Linked DNA regions of Mus musculus: region 1 is linked to region 2. The links are chromatin loops, found by intact Hi-C in ENCODE. Cell type or tissue: left cerebral cortex. All regions are shown on one strand. Links, peaks and the distances in the headings refer to the core of each region. The heading gives the core; the rest is flanking DNA.

Region 1 (9,953 bases), core at 928-8,927, 86 kb after region 2:
CCACCCCTCCCTGGCAGCTCAGCCCCACCCCGACAGCCCCTGTTTTCCTTGGTTGTGTTTTAGGGGGTGCCTGGCACCCCCAAAGATTCAGCTTCATGGCTGACAGGCGAAAACAGCAGGGGCTTCACCGATACCCTTGGTAACCGTAGTAATTCCTGTAGTATCGGTCTCTGTCCTGTTGGTGGTGGTAGTAGTAATTCTGCCACTAGAAGAGAGGGAAACCCCATCACTTAGAGCCAGAGCTGGCTGACGATGAAGAGGCACGACACTCATCCATCCAGCGGGTCCTGTCCCCTTCACCCTCAATCTACCCAAGATAATACTCACATCCCGGTTGTATTGTCTGTAATAGTCTCTGTATCTGTTGTACTCATAATCTCGACTGTAGAATCGTTCATAGTCACCTCTGTATCGATCATAGAAATTACGGTAGCCCTGAGGAAGGAGAGAGAGGAGTGTTGACGATATATGGGTCTTCAAAAGTACACCCCAGTTTCCCATTACTGAACAAGAAATATTTCATCTCGACACTGTAAGCAGGGTAAATTCTTTTCCCGGGTTAAATTCTTCCAGATAAACATATTAAGTGGGCAAAACCCTAAAGCCCTAAGAAAACAGCCCAAACCCCTCTGCTCCCCCAAGTCAATAGGAATGGCTTCACAGCCCAGAGGGAGGAGCAGAAGGAGAGCTGCACTCACCCCTCTGTTTCCAGACTGCCCCCAGTACTGCTGCCCGTAGGCCCGGTTGTCGTAGCCTCGGCGCTGCCCGCCCACTGGAAGAGAAATGGAGAGGGCGCTCAGACAGCTGGCATGGGGTCCTGGCTCCACATCTGAGTGGAAATCAAAAAGCTGGAGCCAAAGGCAATACTACGGGAGGAGGAGGCTTGCTCTGGCCTGGCTCACACACTGTTAATTAAAGCACCAGCCAGGATCTTTTATTAAAAGAGTCTGAGAGGGGAGGGCACAAGAATAGACACAAGAAAACAAAGCCACCCTGATTCTGAAGCTCTCCAATCCTGCAAAAACATCTTAGATGACAAAAGGATACATGGCAGATGTAGAAACGTGAGTAAAAACTGCCACTCACAGGATCAGACTCTCAGCCCAGAAAGGGGTCAGAGATGTCTGTCATATAGCCTATACCTATCACTGTACAGAAAGAAAACAAAATCTGCATTAATCAAGGCTAGGAACCCGTTATTCCCAGTGTCTAGGACATAGCTAGCACTAACCACCTTCTGATTTACAGTTGCACACACATAAACACATACTTTAAAAAGAGCAATTATAAATATACACTGGGGATTTAACTGACAAACTAACTAGACATTCTGAGGGAAAATTAATCCCACTAATAACTAACTTCCTTTGTAACAATCTAAAACGAGGAAGAATCCATTCAGTTTTGTCTGTGAAACTGGACTGATTTAATAAAGCATCAAGTGATCTTAAGATGAGAATTAGATCTCACTGCACATCCTTAAGACTGCAGTGAAGTGGGGAACCAACTTGCTTGCCTGCATGGAAACCAGGCATATGAGGAGGCTCTGTACTGTTTCAAGGGATGGTATTTCTGCCCCCCAGTAACTATTTTCTGGCTGAAAGACTATGGGGAAAGCTTATGAAGCAGGGGGTAAAGGGCACAACAAGAAGAAAGAAGCTTCATCAGGAAAGCTGCTCACTGTGGGCAGCCAGGTCTCTAGGACTCACCATAGCCTTGGCCTCGGCTTCGGTTCTGCCGGTTTCTCTTGTTGCGGTTGTTCCGGCGGTTTGTACGCTTCTCAGAGGGGGGCAGTAGCTTCCTTGCTTCCTCCTTGTATTTAGTAACAATGGGTTGAGCTTCCTCTTTTTCCAGCTCCCCATATGTCACCTCATCCATATAGTCGCATTTCTCAGGCAGAGAGAAGTTGGCTATAAGAATAAGAGAGAAGCTTGTGGGCCTAGAAAGTGCACAGACAGGGTAAGAATGCATGAAAATCTACCAGAGGAAGCATACTTTAGTTTTGGGTGGTTTGGGGATCAAACCAGGGCTTTGCAAATGTTAATTAAGTGCTCTCTCACTGAGCTGTATCAAGTTTTTGTTTTGTTTTTCACTTTGAGACTTAAGTTATAAGGCTATCTAGCCTTAACTGCCTTGGCCTCTTGCCTCTTTGGGAACAGCATTATAGTTTCGAGTCTACACCCAGTTATTTATTGAGACAGGAGCTTTCTACATAGCCCAGGCTATCCTGGAACTCACTATGTACATCTGGCTTCAAATCCAGAGATTCACCTCTCTGATGGGATAAAAGATGCACCATGCCCAGCTTTGTTGTTAATAGTCTATGTCTAAATCACACTGCTCCTTTGCAGACAGGGTCATTCAGTGGGATTTCAGAAGTACACAGGGTTCCTGGCTTGTTATCTGGGTATGTGAGTACTGGGATCAAAACTCCAGGCTTCAAGGGCTGAGACAGGTTAGCTCTTATGTCTTTTTTAGACATAAGGCCTCACGCATCTCAGGGTGGTCTGAATGTTTCTACCTCCTGCCTTCTGAGAACTGGGATTACAATTATTGCTGTTGTTACCATACTTTGCTTCTCTTTTGAGTTTTTTTTCCTCCACTCCTTTGAAATAGCTTTATTATTATGTATAACTCGGGCTGGACTTTCGCTTGCTATACAGTTTGTGCCCACTTCAAACTCAAGATCCTCCTGGCTTACCCTCCCCAAGTGACAGGACAACAGGCCTGTTCATCAAGCAAGCCAAGCCTAACACTTCAAAGCTTAACTCAGTAATGCTCTAAAATGTGCTAAGCTCATACCAACTCATCCTGAAATAAACAAACAACTGCTTTTTTGAGACATGGTCTCATGTAGCTCAGGCTGGCCTGGAACTCCCTTATATACTTGAGGATGACCTTAATCCTCCTGCTTCCAATCTCACAAGTACTGAGATCATAGGTAAGTATCACCATGACTTTCTCCCCCTTTGTAAAGGCAGGGTCTGTTCATATAGCGCAGGATCATCTAGAACGCACAACAATCTTCTTGCCTCAGCCTTCTGATGCTAGGCAAGTGCTACTATGCCTAAACACAAACTTTCGTTTCCCTAAAGTGCAATAGCACAAGATAAGGGGCTATCTGGAAACTAGATTAACAAGTTCTTAAGTAATCTGCAATAGATTCGCAGTGAGCTATCAGGAACACAGGCTAAATGTAATCGAGAAAGTTTTGGTGTTACTTAGAAAAAAACTGCTCAGGAGAGATAACTCAATATTAAAGCATCTTGTTGTCCTTGTAGAGGACCCAGGCTCAGTTCCCAGCACCCACACAGTACTTATAACCATCTCTAGTTGCAGTTCAGGGGCTCCTGATGCCGTCTTCTGACTTCCAAGGGCACCACCACGCACACATTTAATACATATATGTAGGCAAAATACAGAAATAAGTAAACCTAGAGAGAGAAGGGTGGGGAGAGGGAGAAGAATGTGGTCTTAAGTAGTCTGCCTGGCCTATAACTTCCTGTCTAGACCAGGTTGGTCTCAAGTTCATAAAGATGTACTTGTCTCTGCCTCTGCTAGGATCAAAGGCAAGCACCACCCATGCCTGGACAAGAAGTAACATTATTAGAGCTTCAAGCTGGGACTGAGGGTATAGGTGAGGGTATCACACTTGCCTCACATGTACAAGGCCCTGGGTTTCAATTCTCAGCACAACCCACTCCATATATACACACAGTTACACAAAGAGGCTAAAAGCATCTCCTTGCCACTAAAGGCCTCTCATCTATCAGTTACACATGATGGCCAATTATACTATCTGCCTGTATTTGGACATCAAGTTCATAGACTGTGTCATAGTGAATTTGATTTCAATTATGATTCTCACATTAATCCAGCTATCCGTATCTTATAAAACTGTACTAAATTCCTCCAAGTGCCTGAATATTTATTTGCCAGGTATGTTAAAATTAATTCTTATAAGTTCAGATGCTCCTGGTCATCGATATGAGAAGTGACTCCCACAGCCAGGGGTTATGAGTTTCCATAGCCAGCAGTTCACAGGGTAAGTGGGCACCTAAGCTAAAGGAAAAACGATGAAAAATACGATCTCAGGAGAACATGAAGCAAAAACAATGAACATATTTAACACTGCCTTAAAAGGACAGTACACTCAGGCAAATACCAAATCAAGAAAATAAACAAAAATGAAAACAAAACATAAACCTATTAGCACCCCAGAAATTAAGGCACAGAAGACAGACTTCTATCACTACTGTATTTAAATTTAAACCCAAACAATCATCCTTGCCATTTTCATGGAGTATCAATCCTAATTTTAAAATCTGAGTTATGAGGGTGAAGTTCATTTCATATGCTGATATTTCCCAATGACGAGGGCAGTGCTGGACAAATAAGTAAATACCTCTTTAAATCACTGACTCAAGCGCTTCCTTAACTTCAAGTATCTTGTTTGGATTTAAACATCTCATTTCTCATTCTACCATTTTTTTTTGAGACAGCCTCTCATTTAGCTCAGATTAGCACTCATCTTCCAAGTGCCGAGATTAGAGGCATGCATCACCCTGACTTTTTTCCAACCCCAAATATGGTCCTACTGTATCAGGATGGTCTCTCCTAACTCATAGTCTTCTTTCCTGAACATCTCACGGGCTGGGATTACAAGCACATGCTGCCATGTACAGTTATTTACCCCCTTGCTCTCTACTCATTAGTTTACCTACAGTGGTTCTAACTATTAAATTGCTCTTAAATGTACACCTTAGATGTGGAGAGTCACTCTTGGTGATAAGCAAGGTTGCACTAACCAGGGAGTGGATTCTCTCATCCGTAAAATTCCAGCTCACCTTTCATCTCCAGCATTATAGACTCAGGCACATCATCTCCCTCCACTTCTTTCCTCAACTCCAGCCTCCTCTTCCAATCTTCCTCATTAGGAACAACTACCACCACCTTCCTGGAGAATGTCTTGAACAGCAGTAACTTCCTTCGTTGGCCAGAGTTGTACACATTACACTAGTAACAGGAGTAATAACATGTTTAAGGTTAAAAGTCACTACTCAACTTATGAAAGAAAACTTTATCTTTATAACTAAAGCATCAGATTAGAAGTCAATACACAATTTCCTTTAATAATAATCACTATTATCATTGCGTTGTGGTAATCAGGACCAAAACTAGAGCTCTGCATATGCTAGAAAATTGTTCTACCCGTGAGCTATAACCCCCACTCTCCTTTAATTTTTGAGATACTACTTGACAAATGATATTTCACATATCAGGAAAACTGAAGTTAGAGAGGTAAAAGACTTGTCCAAAAGCTAGGATAGATTGAAGAATTCAAATGGAATGAATGAATCCAAATCTCCTTTCTCTCCATCTACCACCTGAGTTCAGACACTCTCAGTAAACTGTGTAAGTATATTACATAACTCACAAGCAGAGAGTCATTAGGTAACCTGAGTCTATTCCTTAATTCCGTTCTACATGTGATCCCAGACTAACTTTAAAATAGATACAAGATTTTCATCTCTGGATCCCCCTTGAATGTCTGTATACCTGATCAAGAATAAAATTCCTCTTTGATCGTGAAGCAATCTGGACCAGCTTACTAAGGCACTGGGAGGCTTGCTGAACTAAGAGGTCTCGGCTTTTGGGGTCCATCTCTGGCTCCTCAAGTCCCTTCATCTGATGAGTGAGAAATGCAAAGAGTTACACAGCAAGTTTAAGAGTCCAAGTCAGAGAGACGGAGCATGGCAGGGTAGGAGAAGAACCAAGATGGTTTTGGACATGTGTCCGGGTGGCATTTACCAGCCACAAGTAGCTATGATTTCTCAAGGTTAGAAATATTGGGATAAAGCTCTTATCATTATCAATTGGCTCTGAAATTATTGTATTGGCATCTTGTAAATTGTGATATTATTGATACATAAATCTGATGGTTTAAAAAAAAAAAAAAAGAGTCCAAAAGTCAACTATTCAAATTCTACAAGTGTCACATGAACTCATCACACTGTTAATTTCCTGTAGTAGTCACTTCTATATTTAACCTGGATTTATTTCAGATTGTATGTTTGCAGAAATTTGACAATCCAGGAGAGGTGGGGCATATCTTAACACACTGACAGTGTGTGGTGTCTTTGTTCTCATACACTTCAAAGACCCCCCCCATCCCTGACTAAGAACAGGCTATCAGAGATTTTCAGTGTCTCCACAGCAAACACCGTAGCTGACTAGTCACCTTTCCCCACCTCTCAGCAACTGACCCTCATTTGCGTGAGAACAGTCTCAGCTCCCAGAACATTGTATCTTCTCTCAGGGTTGTCTTTTGCGTATTTCAGTGCCCACTGGGTCTTTCCAGATCCAGGAAGTCCCACCATCAGAATCACCTGCAAGTAAAAGAAACAGGAATGAAATAAAAATCAATCAATTTTATAAAATCTTTCTTTAGAAAATCTTGTTATATTTTCCCTATCCAAGTTTGAAAGTACATATCCACCACTCTCCTAAAGCATGAAGCCTAGACTTGCGCATACCTCACACTCCTCTATGGTCTTGGGAGGGACTGCAGTCCGCACACGTTCCTCAACAGGCACAGCATGGATGAACACAAACTCTTCTGGTGGTGGGAAAAAGGGCTCCTCCTTCTGACCAAAGTTTAATTCTACGACACAATTCTTGCAAAGGACATGGGGTAGAAGGGCTCGATCTGCCAGAGACTCCTTGCTAATTCGGAATGCCACACCCAAGTCTTCTCCATTCTTGGAGAAGGAAAGCTCAACTTCTTCAGTCTCAAAATTCTACAAGGACAGAAGCACAGGAGCACGTGCAGGTTGATAGGCTTTAAGGACAATCACGTATTACCACTTATTTATTTATTTTCTAATGTTAGGAGGATGGAGAGATGGGTCAGATAGGAGAGAACTGTCCTGACTTCCACATAAATATTTTGATATGCACCCTCTCCCACAAATAAATGTAGAAATAAGCAAATAAATGAATGCTGGGGCTATTGCACATCTCAAATAACCAAGCAATGCATCAAATGTATAAAAGTCCATATTGATAGGAAGCATAGCAGAATCCTCTTAGCCTTTTATCTACCCTTTGCTACAAATTCACAATTTTCAGGAACACTCACAGCAAAACAGCCAATAACATCATTCTCCCCAAAAGTCTGGCCAAATTCCTCAAACTGCCCGTTTTCTGCCTTGAGTCCTCTTCCGTCAAAACCGTAGGAGAACTCGTCTTCACCTAGGAGAGTCAACGATCAATCATCTGCCTGCCATGTCTCCAGAGTAGGCGAGATGGTAACAAACACAAACAAGAAGTTACAAAATCACCTTACCAAGCTGTGAACAGGAAAAATCAACAGACCACCCAACTCTAAGGAGAGAGACTTCTGTGCAGCCTTCTTTCATTGGGAGATTCTGAGTTACCTGGTCAAGTCAGAAAATGAATTCTTAGATCTATGACAAATGCAGGTACAAAGTCAAGAGTTACAAATTCATATACAAATTGGAAAATAAAAAAATCTCAGCTCAATACTAGAAAAAGAACTTTTACTAAACCTAAATCAAAGTTTGTGGGCCTGGGACTATAGCTCAGAGATACAGTGCCCAATATGTACAAGGCACTAAGATCAATCATACCAGCACATAAAACAAACAAACAAACAACAAGCCGGGCATGGTGGTGCATACCTTTAATTCCAGCACTTAGGAGGCAGAGCCAGGTGGATCTCTGAGTTCGAGGCCAGCCTGGTCTACAGAGTGAGTTCCAGGACAGCCAGGGCTACACAGAGAAACCCTGTCTCGAAAAACAAAAAACAAACAAACAAAAACCAAACAACAAAACAAAGTTGTAAGAGTCAATTTGTTGTTCAGTGTTAAGGGTATGTTCAAGCAGGCTGACCTTTCTGCACTAATGAAATGGTGGGTAGGAGTCTAATACACAGTTTAAATTAATAAACGCTTTAAGAATGACTTACCTTGGCTTCAAAGCATACTTTTCCCTTTGTTACTCCATAAGTACTTCTTGCCCCAGACCAAAGGGTAGGGAACTTTTCTGAGAAGAGCGGCTGGCCTCCATATCGGTCTTTGCTTATTTGAAAATGGAGATCCGAGGTATCTGTTAAGAAGATGCAACTGGCTTACTGCAACGCTCAACACCAAGAAGTGCTGAGCCAACAAATACAAACACTGTCCAGGTACCCACACCACGACATTTTACTCTCAAAAGTCACTTTTAGATAGTCCAGAGGCTAATAATGCAGGAGGATCACAAGGTGGAATCCAGCCTGAAATACACAACAAAGCCCTATCTGAAAACACAAAGCAATCTTTATACATACACGTGTCCAGGTTCACAAGCGTCTGGTCCTCCTCTTCATCTTTTGCTTCTTCTTCTGGAGGTGGTGGGGACTTTGAGCTACAGGCAGGAAAGCAAATGCAACATAACCAAAGCTACCTTCTTTGTCTGTGAGGTATTTGTGTGGCACTGTCCATTTTAAACTATTGGTGAATTACCAAGTTCCAGCAGACAGCTTCTTTCAGTCAATGAGAAAAGGGAATACGAGTTTCCATCATAGATTTACTCTAAAACTTATGCCTATAAGGACCTAGTCCAGTTTTCAATCCACCCCTCCTTCCACACTGCAATCAACAATAGGAATACCAAAAGCAGAGCAGACACTCCCATCAAGGGAGTGTTTCCCTCACCGGCTGTGGTAAGCCTCCTCTCGGAATTCATAGTAAGCTCGGCCATGTTCATCCTTCTCATCCCGCTGTCTCTTTACCCCCCGCCGCTCACCATCTGAGCCTGCTGGTTTTGACTTTTCACTATCTTGGTCATCTCCTACAAAAGGGAGGGAAAGAAAATCAGTAGTTTTTATACTGGAGCGTACAATGAGCTCAGAACTAAGAGAATCTAAGTAAAATTTAGGAAACTGAGGGTATCTGATTGAGACAAAGTGTTCCTATTATATCCATGTTTTATTTCCAAATTTCAAAATCACTGATTAAGATGGGCGGGGGGTGGGGGTAGGTTGGGATGGAAACCACTATGGGCTTATTAAATTGGTCAATTTTCCCATTCTAAATTTATCTACTTCAATCAAGCCAACCTGGCACATCTCCCCACTGATATGACAGAAAAGCATCCCTTAAGTCTTTTAAAAACCTTCACAGGTGAATTTCAATTCTCATCAGATCTGGAGTTATGTCAAGTACTTAATGACTATTTTCTAGCACTTTTCAGCAGTTACTTGACACAGAAATCTCACATTTTCTTTAAGAGACTACCTTTTCTGCATTAAAATGCACAGTCTTACAGTGGCAGGTGTATTTTTAACAGGAACTTGAAAGTTACCAGAGAAATTCTTAGGTCACAAGCAAACCATAAATAACACTGCATCTTTACTGCATGAAATTTGGGGCAGGAAGGTGGTGTTATATATTAAGTAACATTCTTTTGTTGTTGTTTCTAGACAGGGTCTCACTATGTAGTTCTGCTTGTCCTAAAACTCACTATTTAGATCAGACTGGCCTCAAACACAGAGATCTGCCTGCCTCTGCCTTCAAGTGCTGGGACTGAAGGCCAGTGACACCAAACCTGGCAGTAACATTCTTTACACGGAGTAACACATGGAATTTTTCCTTAGGCTTTCATGTTTTGAAGGCTTAAGTGTTTTCAACAATTCCTTTAAAACACTCCCTTATTCTTTAATGCTTTTGATCTGCTATTTGGGATAACACAAATTAAGGGTTATGTAATAGGACCTCAGTCCCAGGACATCGGACACAACAAAAACCCCGAACACTATACTTTGCATACAATCATTGTAAAATAGATTCCAATTTTATAACACTAAGATCCAGAACAAAAACCAAGAAACAACGAAACAGTACAAAAAACTCTAAGGCAAAAAAACCTACTTGGAAGTAAAACTTAGA
Region 2 (9,756 bases), core at 1,757-9,756:
CAGAATAGCCTTCAACTTAAAAGTCTCAGGATCTCAGGATGTCCTTGAACTATTCCACCATTCCCAGAAAGGTTTTTTGTTTTTGTTTTTGTTTTTTTTTTTAATCCTTATCTGAAAGGGTCTGTGGTCTAGAATGGCTTTGGACTCCCAACTCAGGCAATCTATCAGACTCCAGCTCTTTGCTAGCAAGTTCAACATAACAATGGGAGGATTTTTTAAATGCTGATATAGGGCATGACCATAGGTCAAATTCCCAGCATTGCAAACCAATTTTTTTTTCTTTTTTTGTTTTTTTCACGACAGGGTTTCTCTGTATAGCCCTGGCTGTCCTGGAACTCACTTTGTAGACCAGGCTGGCCTCAAACTCAGAAATCCACCTGCCTCTGCCTCCCGAGTGCTGGGATTAAAGGCCTGTGCCACCACACCCGGCTTGCGAAGCAATTTTTAAAAGCTGAGTATGGTAATGCTATCTATTATACCAGCACTTGGGAGGCTGTGGCTAAAGGATCAGGTGCTCAAAGCCAGTGGGCTACATGTCAAAATCCCGTCTTAGGTTGGGCTCAGTGGCATAAGCCTTTAATCCCAGCTCTAAGGGAGGCAGGAAGAGCTTTTGACTTCCAGGCCAGTCAAAGCTATATGGTGAGACCCTAAATCAAAAGGTAAATTTAAAAAATACTGTTGGGCTGGAGAGATGGCTCAGTGGTTAGGAGGCAGAGGCAGGCGGATTTCTGAGTTTGAGGCCAGCCTGGTCTACAAAGTGAGTTCCAGGACAGCCAGGGTTATACAGAGAAACCCTGTCTCGAAAAACCAAAAAAAAAAAAAAAAGATCGCTCTTACAAAGGTCCTAAGTTCAAATCCCAGCAACCACATGGTGGCTCACAACCATCCATAATGAGATTTGACGCCCTCTTCTGTTGTCTGAAGACAGCTACAGTGCTTACATATAATAATAAATAAATCTGTTAAAAAAAAAAAAAGTGCTATTAACTAAAAATAGCCTTCTGATGAAAACATTTGACCCTGTATGTATTTCCAAAAGACGCCCATTAGCGCTGATCACTACTTATTATGTCCACTTTAAAATATGACAGTTGCTGTGAATATGTGTACAGGCCAGAGGTTAATAAATATCTTGAGTGTTCTTCAGGCACCATCCTTATTCTTTTGTTTTGTTTTGAAACTGGATCTCTCACTGGACTAGAACTTACCAAGTAGGCTAGGCAAGCTGGCCAGAGCCCCAAGGATCCAACTGTCTCTGCCTCCCAAGAATTAGGCTTACAGCCTGGCGGTGGTGGCGCACACCTTTAATCCCAGCACTCGGGAGGCAGAGGCAGGTGGATTTCTGAGTTCTAGGCCAGCCTGGTCTACAAAGTGAGTTCCAGGACAGCCAGGGTTATACAGAGAAACTATCTCGAAAAAAACAAAAAAAAACAAAAAAAGAATTAGGCTTACACACTCAGCTTTCTTTACAGTGAGTCTGTGGATCAAACTCAGGCTCCTATATTTGCGAGACAAAGCAGTTTTCTGACCAGTTCACCTCCTGAGACCCATTGCTGGGTTCTTCTAAAGGACTAGCATCTCAAGCTAAAGCCGCCCTCAGGTTGGCTCATTTTGCTGAAATGAAGCAGCTTATACAGAATAAAATGGTAGGCCACTATTTACTGGAGCGATTTTGTTCAGTTTACAAGTATAATTCAGACATCCAATTATTATTTATGTTTTGTTTCGTTTTTTATTGTTTCTCCTTTTTATCAAAACTTGTCACAGTTGGGAACCCAGAGGAAGTAAAAAAAATTCCCACAAATAGTTCTCCTGGTTCCTGAGTCCTCCCTCAACCCGCTTACCAGGGCTTGAAGCCACCCCTGGGTACACATGATCGTCTCCCCCCACCCTCAGTCTTCTTCCCAGCAATAAATACAGGTGACCGTGATTCAGTGAAACCACAACTCATGTCTCTATCTTGAGTGTCCCAAGGGGACCAGAGGGGCAAAAGAAGTTTAATAACCTTGCCCTCCTAATTGTGTGGAAGCGTCTCCCTCTAAGATGGGAGAAATGCAGCAGCTCTGGAAAGAAACAGGAAGACAAGGTTGAGATGAGAAGGAAGAGGACGTTCTCCAGGAACCTCAATCTTGATCCATTTGTCCCTTACCAAGTAAGGGGTGGTCCCAGTGTATCAGTGGAACAGAGAAGGGGACATTCAGGGGAAGGAATGAAAGGATGGGCATTTTGGATAGGAGGGAACAGGGAAGAAGAAAAGGAACCCTAATGTTCACTGCCCTCATCTTCTTCCAAGAAATGGCATCAACAAACAAGAGGCTTGAATAGATGGGGTCTAAGGAGAAGGTAGGGACCCTAAGGAAGAGAAAAAGAACGACAAGGCCCCTTGGTCTTCACAAATGACTGTGCTCCAGTTACAGCAACAGGATACTGAGTATGAAGGGCTTGGTAACACACAGAAGGAAAGACTAGGTCACAAGTGGAATTCAGAGCCCTAGGACAGCCCTGTCATCTTGCCCAGATGTTGACAGAATCTGGGTCGTAGAATTAGAAGGTGAAATCTAGGTAGGGTCAAACTCCAAGGCAAAAGAAAAGGTAACTCAATACCATCATGCCCTTCCTCCCAACTCAGAACAAGTTCCTTGGGTTATCGAAGATGAATACTCCAGTCGGATGCCACGCTGACACCAGGTTTACGCAATATCAGCACTGAGGTCTCAGGGTCATGCTGGAAGGACAGGCGACTTTCAGGGGATCCTGTGGAAGAAAGGCAAGCACCACAGTCAATAATAGGCTACCTCTCCATAGCAAGGTTGCAACCCTGTCAACCCTACCTCTGCTTCTTTTCCCAATTTCAAGGCCAGACCTATCACTAACCTTTGGTCTGGAGCACCACAGCTGCTGGCTTTCCAGCCCCCATGATGACTACTCGCTCAATCCAAATAGGTGTCTCAAGGTGGCCTTTGGGGTCTGCTGAACTGGAGGCAACAAAAGCAAATGCCAATTGGAGAAATGGGCAGGAAGATAATCCAAAGCGAAGTTCAAAGGCAACAAAAGCACAGCGAACCTGAGCACCCCTGAAGGCAAGGCCCATAGAGGACACCCCATTACCTAGAGACCAGTGTGCTGCCAGAGAAAGAGAACCGCCGCAACAGGAACTCATGGCGAGTCTGATAGTTAAAGGTGTGTCCATCATCTAGAAAGAGCTCTCCTTGGGCAGTACCCTGTGCAGGAAGAGGTGAGGAACTTAAGCCAAAGAGGGAGTGCCTTCATTCACATCCAGAGGACTGAGTCCTAGAAAACAGGCAATAGTTGAGATAGCTCTCACCCACTGGAAACTCACCTGGGGACTGAGAGCAACAAAGAGAGTGATAGGATCGTCCTTCATACAGTCTGAAGAGCGCCTCACACGCATCCATCGAGGCACAATGGTTCCGCCACGCTGGAACACGGGGATCTAAGGCAAAAGTGCTGCAGTGAAGCACTACTCCTTCAGGCCTTTCAGCATCTTATGTTCCTTCCCTCTGACTCCCCAAATTATATATTTTCTCCCCTTCTGGAGAAGTACAAGCAAACAGAGATGGCAGCTAGAGAGATATACTCACACTGCTCAAAGTTACTGGCAGATACAAGGTCTGGGGCCCATGATGCTTCTGATAGCTCTGAATGTCATACCACACCTGTGGATGACAAGATACTGGATCACTCAGTGCATAGGGGTTCCATGCTTTTGCTTCTTTGCCCACAATATTCTGTAACTTACTTCTTCTTGGCCAGGCAAATAGACCTGCACTCCGTGGGCCCCAGCATCCGATACAGGGTGAATAAGGAGTGCATCACCTAAAACATACCAGAATTAACAGGGAACGAGGGCATTTGCTGCCAGTCTAGAGAGCATTAGAAGATCTGTCTGTCACAAGTCCAGCCACAGTTACTCCAACTCCACACATACACATCCCACACATTGTTCTTAAGCTGAAGCCCAACCTCCTACCAGCTGTCCTCCCATTTCTCACCAAGCATGAACTGATCCTCTATACTGAAGGTAGACATATCCTCAGGATACTGTACCCAGAGGGGCCTAGGAAAGAAGCAAGACAGGAAAGGAAGCCATTATATTCTCAGAGGTCAAAGATGCTCTCCTCCAAGAGCTAGCAATTAGAATTGCACTGGGGAGAAATCCAGGAGCTTTCAGCCAATGGATTCAGGACTTTAGCTGCAGCTACAGAACTCCACCTTGCCCGGTCACTGTACTTTCTCTCTTACCTCCCTAACTCCACTCTTCTACCCACAGTTCTCTGTCTTTCAGTGGCTTCCTTGAGCACTTCAGTGACACATAGCTTGCAAGGCCCTTTAGGGGCATAAGCATCATCTCTATTCCTAATGACAATCTGTCTACCAGTTCCTTCCCAAGGCCCACTGACTTTTCTTTTCTCATTTTCTGGCTTGTTTCAGTGTTTTGGCACCTGCAGCCTCCTCGCTGTGGAATGTCCTTCCCTGAGATCACAAACACCTACTTCATTCATTGTACAGGTTCCTAATGTGGCTATATTCTCAAAAGTGCCTTTTGTGACTACCTAATCCTGTAACTTCATGTTTCTTATTCTTGTCAATAACTTATCACTGTGGGCAATCTTCTTCAGGTTAGCCTCCATTACTCACACTTGTTCCCTTTAGTCTTTCCATGACTCTCTCTTGTTTTTGTTTGTTTGTTTGTTTGTCTTTTGTTTGTTTGTTTGTTTTTCGAGGCAGGATTTATTTGTGTAGCCCTGGCTGTCCTGGAACTCACTCTGTAGACCAGGCTGGCCTCGAACTCAGAAATACGCCTGCTTCTGGTTCCCAGTGCTGGGATTAAAGGTGTGCGCCACCACAGCCTGGCAACTCTCTTTTTGAGACAGGGCCTTGCTATGTAGCACAAGCTGGTTTTGAACTTTCATTCCTCCTACCTCATACCTCAGCCTCCTAAATTTCAGTATTATAGACATATATAACAAGACCAGGCTTTTTATCATCATCATCATCGTCGTCGTCGTCATTGTCATCATTACAATTTTGAAGGCATGGAGGATCATATGCCATGATATGGTGGTCAGAAAAAAACTTGCAATTTCTAGGAGTCAATTCTCTACTTCCATCATGTTCTAGAGACTGAACTCCTATATTTGATAGCAACTGCTTTTACCCATTTCATTTGCCTGTTTCTTTTTTTGGTGACATTGGGGCTTGACGGAACTCATGGCTTTCTACATTAAGAGGCAAGTAACTCCACTACTGAATTACATCCTCAGACCTCTCTTCCATATTCATATTAAAACCTTACAAACAAGGCCCTGGAAAGGGAAAGAAATAGGCCCAGAGATGCAAACCAGACCTCATTATCTCCCAGTCATCTATCTGACTCTACACAGACCCCACTGACTAATTTACCTCATGACAGGAAACCCTTCCTTGTGAGCTTGATAGAAGAGGGTATACCAGAAGGGCAGCAAAGAATATCGCTGGAACAAGGCATCTCGGATTGCATCTTGGTATTGAGACGCTAACAGCCATGGCTCTCGCCGCCCAGTGTCCAAGTGGGCATGAGCCCGAAAGAACGGCTGGTAGGCACCCATTTGGTACCAGCGCACAAGCAGCTCTGGCTCTGGGTTCTTGAAGAAGCCACCCACATCCGCTGGGAGAGGAGAAGGAGCAGGTTGCAAAATGGCAAAGAAGAAGCGCTGGCAGCCATTCATATAAATATTCTTTGTTCATGCCCAGGTCCTTTGACTTTATCCCAATCAAAACCCCAAATGTCTCCTTCTCTTACCTCCACAGAAGGAAAGCCCCACCAGTGCCAGGCTGAGACACATAGGGATAGAGATCTTCAAATGATCCCATTCGGCAGTGTTGTCCCCTGTCCACACAGCTCCTAAAAGGGTCAAAGGGGAAGGAGCCTGATATAGAGCAAGGAACTCAGCCTTTATCTAGGTATCCTCTGACCTGCCACTGTCACTAGACAAGTGTCCAGGACACTCTGATGAGAGTGAAGTTAAACACAACTCTTTTTTGGTACTAGGAACTTAGCAAAGGCCTTGCATAAGCTAGGCAGTGCTCCCCCTCCATCCCTGCCAGAAGGCTTAAGCGAGGTTTAGATATACCATTCATATGTCAAAATATACAGCTGGAGGTTGCAGTGTGCAGCTCTCCAAAGATACTATGGCTCCTCTGATCTGGTCTTCATAATTTTGTGTTACACCTCTGTATTTGCTTACTCTTCCCTGGAGACAGAGTCATACTAAACACATCAGGGTAGCCTAGACTACCTGGACAGTTTAGGCAGCCCTACGACTAAAGCTATTCCTGACTCAGCAACCTTAAGTGCTAGGATTACAGGCATTTACTCCCACACACAGCTGCCACAGCTCTAGTCTCCAAACCTTACCAAAGCGCTGGGAGCCTGAGAAGAAAGCCCTACTCAGGACAAAGGGACGCTCTATGCCCCCAGAGCGCTGTATTAGCCCATCAGCAGTCGCCATGTGCTAGGAAGAAAGAGAAGAGAGTGAAGAACAAATGCCATCTGTCATCTGGTTGACAACTATATATTCTCCATGTTTAACTACTGTCCTCCCTTTGTCTGCCAACTTTCCTCTCCCGGTTCCTTACCACATATAAGCCATAGATGTTATGGATGTCCCGGTGCTCCCAGCCTCCATAATGCACAGCATCCTTCAACATGGTGACCTCAGGACCATTGAACACAGACGGTTCATTCATGTCATTCCAAACATAAAGATTAGGAGCTGAACCCTGAAAACACAGGTACCAATTATGTATGGGGGGAAAAAAAGAGGACGACGGTCGACAGTAAACACTGTCAGAAAGAAAGCTTCTAGAAATCCAGAACCAAGTCTTTTTCAGAATCCTCCAAGATCTTCAAGTCCCCACGAAATGTTATAGGTCAAACAAAAGCAATGGTCCTGAACTGAAAAGCTGATTCATGAAGGAAAAGTAGAAAAGACAGAAGGCATATGGATAGTCTTTCCTACCTCATAATTGTCAAAGCTGAACATGTTAGACCACCAGGCCCTCATCCTTGGATTAGTGAAGTCAGGGTAACTAGCTGAGCCTGAGAGAGAAAACACCAACTCTGAATTCCCAAAGAGGCAAAACCAAAACATAACAAAATATCTCTACCTCTTTGGCTGCTCCATAGCCTCCCCTTCAATTATGGGCCTGCCTACCTGGCCAGCACCAGCCCTCGTAATCAGAGCCATCCCGAGTTTTAACATACAGCCCATGGTTTCGCAATTCTTCGTGAACTCGGTAGCCAGAGTCTACCTTGATGTGGGGGTCCACAATGGCCACCAGCTGGGAACAAAGAACAGAAGGAGAAATGGTGGAGACTACCATGCCTCAACCCTATGCAAGAAGACCAAACACAGCTACAGGACCCCCTTACCTTCCGCCTCTTGGAAGCCAAGTGCTCAAGCATATTGAGGGGCTGAGGAAATCGGGTGGGGTCCCAAGTGAAGTACCGCTTGCCATCAGCATGTTCAATGTCCAACCAAATGACATCACAAGGCATGTTGTGATCATCAAAACCCTGATCCACTTCCAAAACATCAGCCTCATCCCGGTAGTTCCAGCGACTCTGGTGATAGCCGAGGGAGAAGAGTGGGGGCAATGCCTGGGTCCCTGCAGGTTTAAATGAAAGGGTCACTGGAGCTGAAGAAATAGCAAAACTTAAGAGCACTTGCTAGCCAGAAATGGAAATATCACCTACCTGTGAGACTAGCATACTGCCTAAAGACATCAAAAACCGAAGGGCCAAGCATTAGGAAAACATCAATAATGCCACTCTCTGACATCCAACGAATGTCTGTCTGTGGAGTCTCCCCAGAGCCCTGCAGGTAATCAAGCATCTTCCCAAACAGGGTCTGTGAAGGAGACAAAGGGAAGTCAGCTTTTCAGTGCCAACTTGAAACAAAAGCAGCACTTTCTCCTGAGTCTCACACAGCTGGCTCCTAACACCTCACTATAATTTAATTTAAGAGTCAAGTCTCTACCCCTGTAATCCTAGAACTTGGGAGGCAGAGGCAGGCGGATTTCTGAGTTCGAGGCCAGCCTGGTCTACAGAGTGAGTTCCAGGACAGCTAGGACCGCACAGAGAAACCCTGTCTCGAAAAACTGAAGGGGAGAAATAAAAAAAGAGAGAGAAAAGTCTCATTTCCTCAAGGAAGCGTTCACGGACCACACATCAGCTTGCCATTTACCACTCCCGAAGTCCTCTGCCTTATAATAACCTGATAATACCTGTCTTCTTCCCTCACACTGGGAGCTCTTTTCTTTCTTTCAAGACGTCTTTACTTATGTGTTTTATGTATATGACTGCTCTATTTGCATGAATGCCTGAATGACAGAAAAGGGCATCAGACAGAAGAGGGCATCAGATCCCATTACAGATGGCTGTGAGCCACCATGTTGTTGGGAACTGAATTCAAGATCTCTGGAAGAGCAGCCAGTGCTATTAACCACTGAGCCATCTCTCCAGGCCCAGAGATTGGCAGCATAACCCCTGCAACCTAGAGTGTTCCTACAGAATGGACAAGGAACAAGGGAATCTTCTCAAGCCAGAGAAGCAGTGGCTTCACATGAAGGCAACCTAGCAATGACTATGACTGTCTCTCAAATAAGTTCTGCCATTCATTCGTGTTTTCACACTCACATCCGCATCCCTAGCATAAGGCATGGCAGACTCTCACCACATCTCTCCCATGCCATGCCCTCACCTTCCCAGCCGTGTTGGAGGATATATCAACCCAAGTCTCAGCAGCATTAAGCCAGAAGATGCCCAGGTCTCGATGAAAGCTGTGTGCCAGGAGCACAGGCACAGACCCATATAGAGCCATGGGGTTGTTCAGCTCATACTGGAACACATCCAAATTGTACAGGCGGTACGGCTCACCGCCCCTGGTGGTAGACAGACAAGACTTAGGCTAATCAATGGCCAGGCTACAGCTTAAGCAAATGCTACTCCACAGACATAGCTGAGAGAAAACGAAAGTCTCTTTCTTTAAAACAAGTGCATAAGCAAGGAGGTAGCCCAGATACAAGAAGGGAATTATGCTTGTCTACAATATACAACTGTATGAGCAAATCCCCAGCCCTGACTGCCTCCTTTTCTAACCCCATCCTAGTGTTACTATCGGACTCACTCAGTGACCTTCAGTCTCAGGCTGTCAGCATGCTCAGGGATCCCATACACATGTTCCATTCCTGGCAGAGAAAAGTCCAAACCTACAGACGTGGGGCCTGAAAGAAAAGGATGATTTACAGAGCTTCTGTTTGGCAAGATACCTCTGTGCCCCTGTCCAGGGCTTTCCCAGCCTCTCACCATAAGGCTTGCTGTCAGAATGTGTTTTGAATGTCTCCTCCCAGGCTCCTGGCTCATCCTTCTCAGCCTTTTCCTGGGTCTCCTCTGGCTGTAAGAAAAGTGGACTGATACCCACTCACGTCCCAGTTATCTTTTCCCACTCTCAGGGTCTAAATCTCATCCTTTAGGATGAGAACAGGCTCAGTTTTCTTGTGGGCCTTTACTCTCCGGCCTCCCAGGCAGCCCCATTCTCCACTCCAACCACCTGGCACTTCAACTTACCTTGTCACCATCCCCAGGTGTTGCTTCAGGCTGGGCTCCATTGCCTTCAGCTGGGTCTTTTGATTCTTGCCTGGAAGGTAGGAGAGCTGTCTGCTCCAATCCAGAGGGGGCGGGGACGAGGGGCT

Evidence for each region. Peaks named below come from ENCODE experiments on the same cell type or tissue, not always from the same donor. Only the 100,000 strongest peaks of a DNase experiment are listed, where the experiment ranks them.
Region 1: a loop joins it to region 2, with 2.5 times the contacts of the local background. A loop is called at or near these places in 3 of 42 quality-filtered maps.

Annotation. Positions count from the first base shown.
Region 1 is chr19:8,821,707-8,831,659 of GRCm38, reverse strand. It overlaps Hnrnpul2 (heterogeneous nuclear ribonucleoprotein U-like 2), which reads right to left. Exons shown (of 14, transcript NM_001081196.1): 2 at 8,721-8,856; 3 at 8,354-8,430; 4 at 7,991-8,130; 5 at 7,349-7,439; 6 at 7,142-7,254; 7 at 6,537-6,800; 8 at 6,267-6,389; 9 at 5,560-5,688; 10 at 4,848-5,016; 11 at 1,710-1,910; 12 at 699-772; 13 at 328-435; 14 at 1-205. The coding sequence ends at 125. Among named protein-coding and RNA genes, the nearest start is that of Hnrnpul2, 7.3 kb to the right of the region's middle. In left cerebral cortex, for the core only: no CTCF peak of the experiment used is centred there; no DNase peak of the experiment used is centred there; H3K4me3 peaks cover 714 bases; H3K27ac peaks cover 199 bases.
Region 2 is chr19:8,908,623-8,918,378 of GRCm38, reverse strand. Ganab (alpha glucosidase 2 alpha neutral subunit) reads right to left here. Exons shown (of 24, transcript NM_001293621.1): 6 at 9,632-9,701; 7 at 9,371-9,458; 8 at 9,192-9,288; 9 at 8,766-8,946; 10 at 7,760-7,913; 11 at 7,436-7,671; 12 at 7,218-7,344; 13 at 7,023-7,102; 14 at 6,640-6,783; 15 at 6,419-6,515; 16 at 5,804-5,905; 17 at 5,425-5,668; 18 at 4,014-4,078; 19 at 3,761-3,837; 5 more. The coding sequence ends at 2,645. Among named protein-coding and RNA genes, the nearest start is that of B3gat3, 6.9 kb to the left of the region's middle. In left cerebral cortex, for the core only: no CTCF peak of the experiment used is centred there; DNase peaks (open chromatin) are centred at 3,965, 5,666 and 6,366; H3K27ac peaks cover 1,763 bases.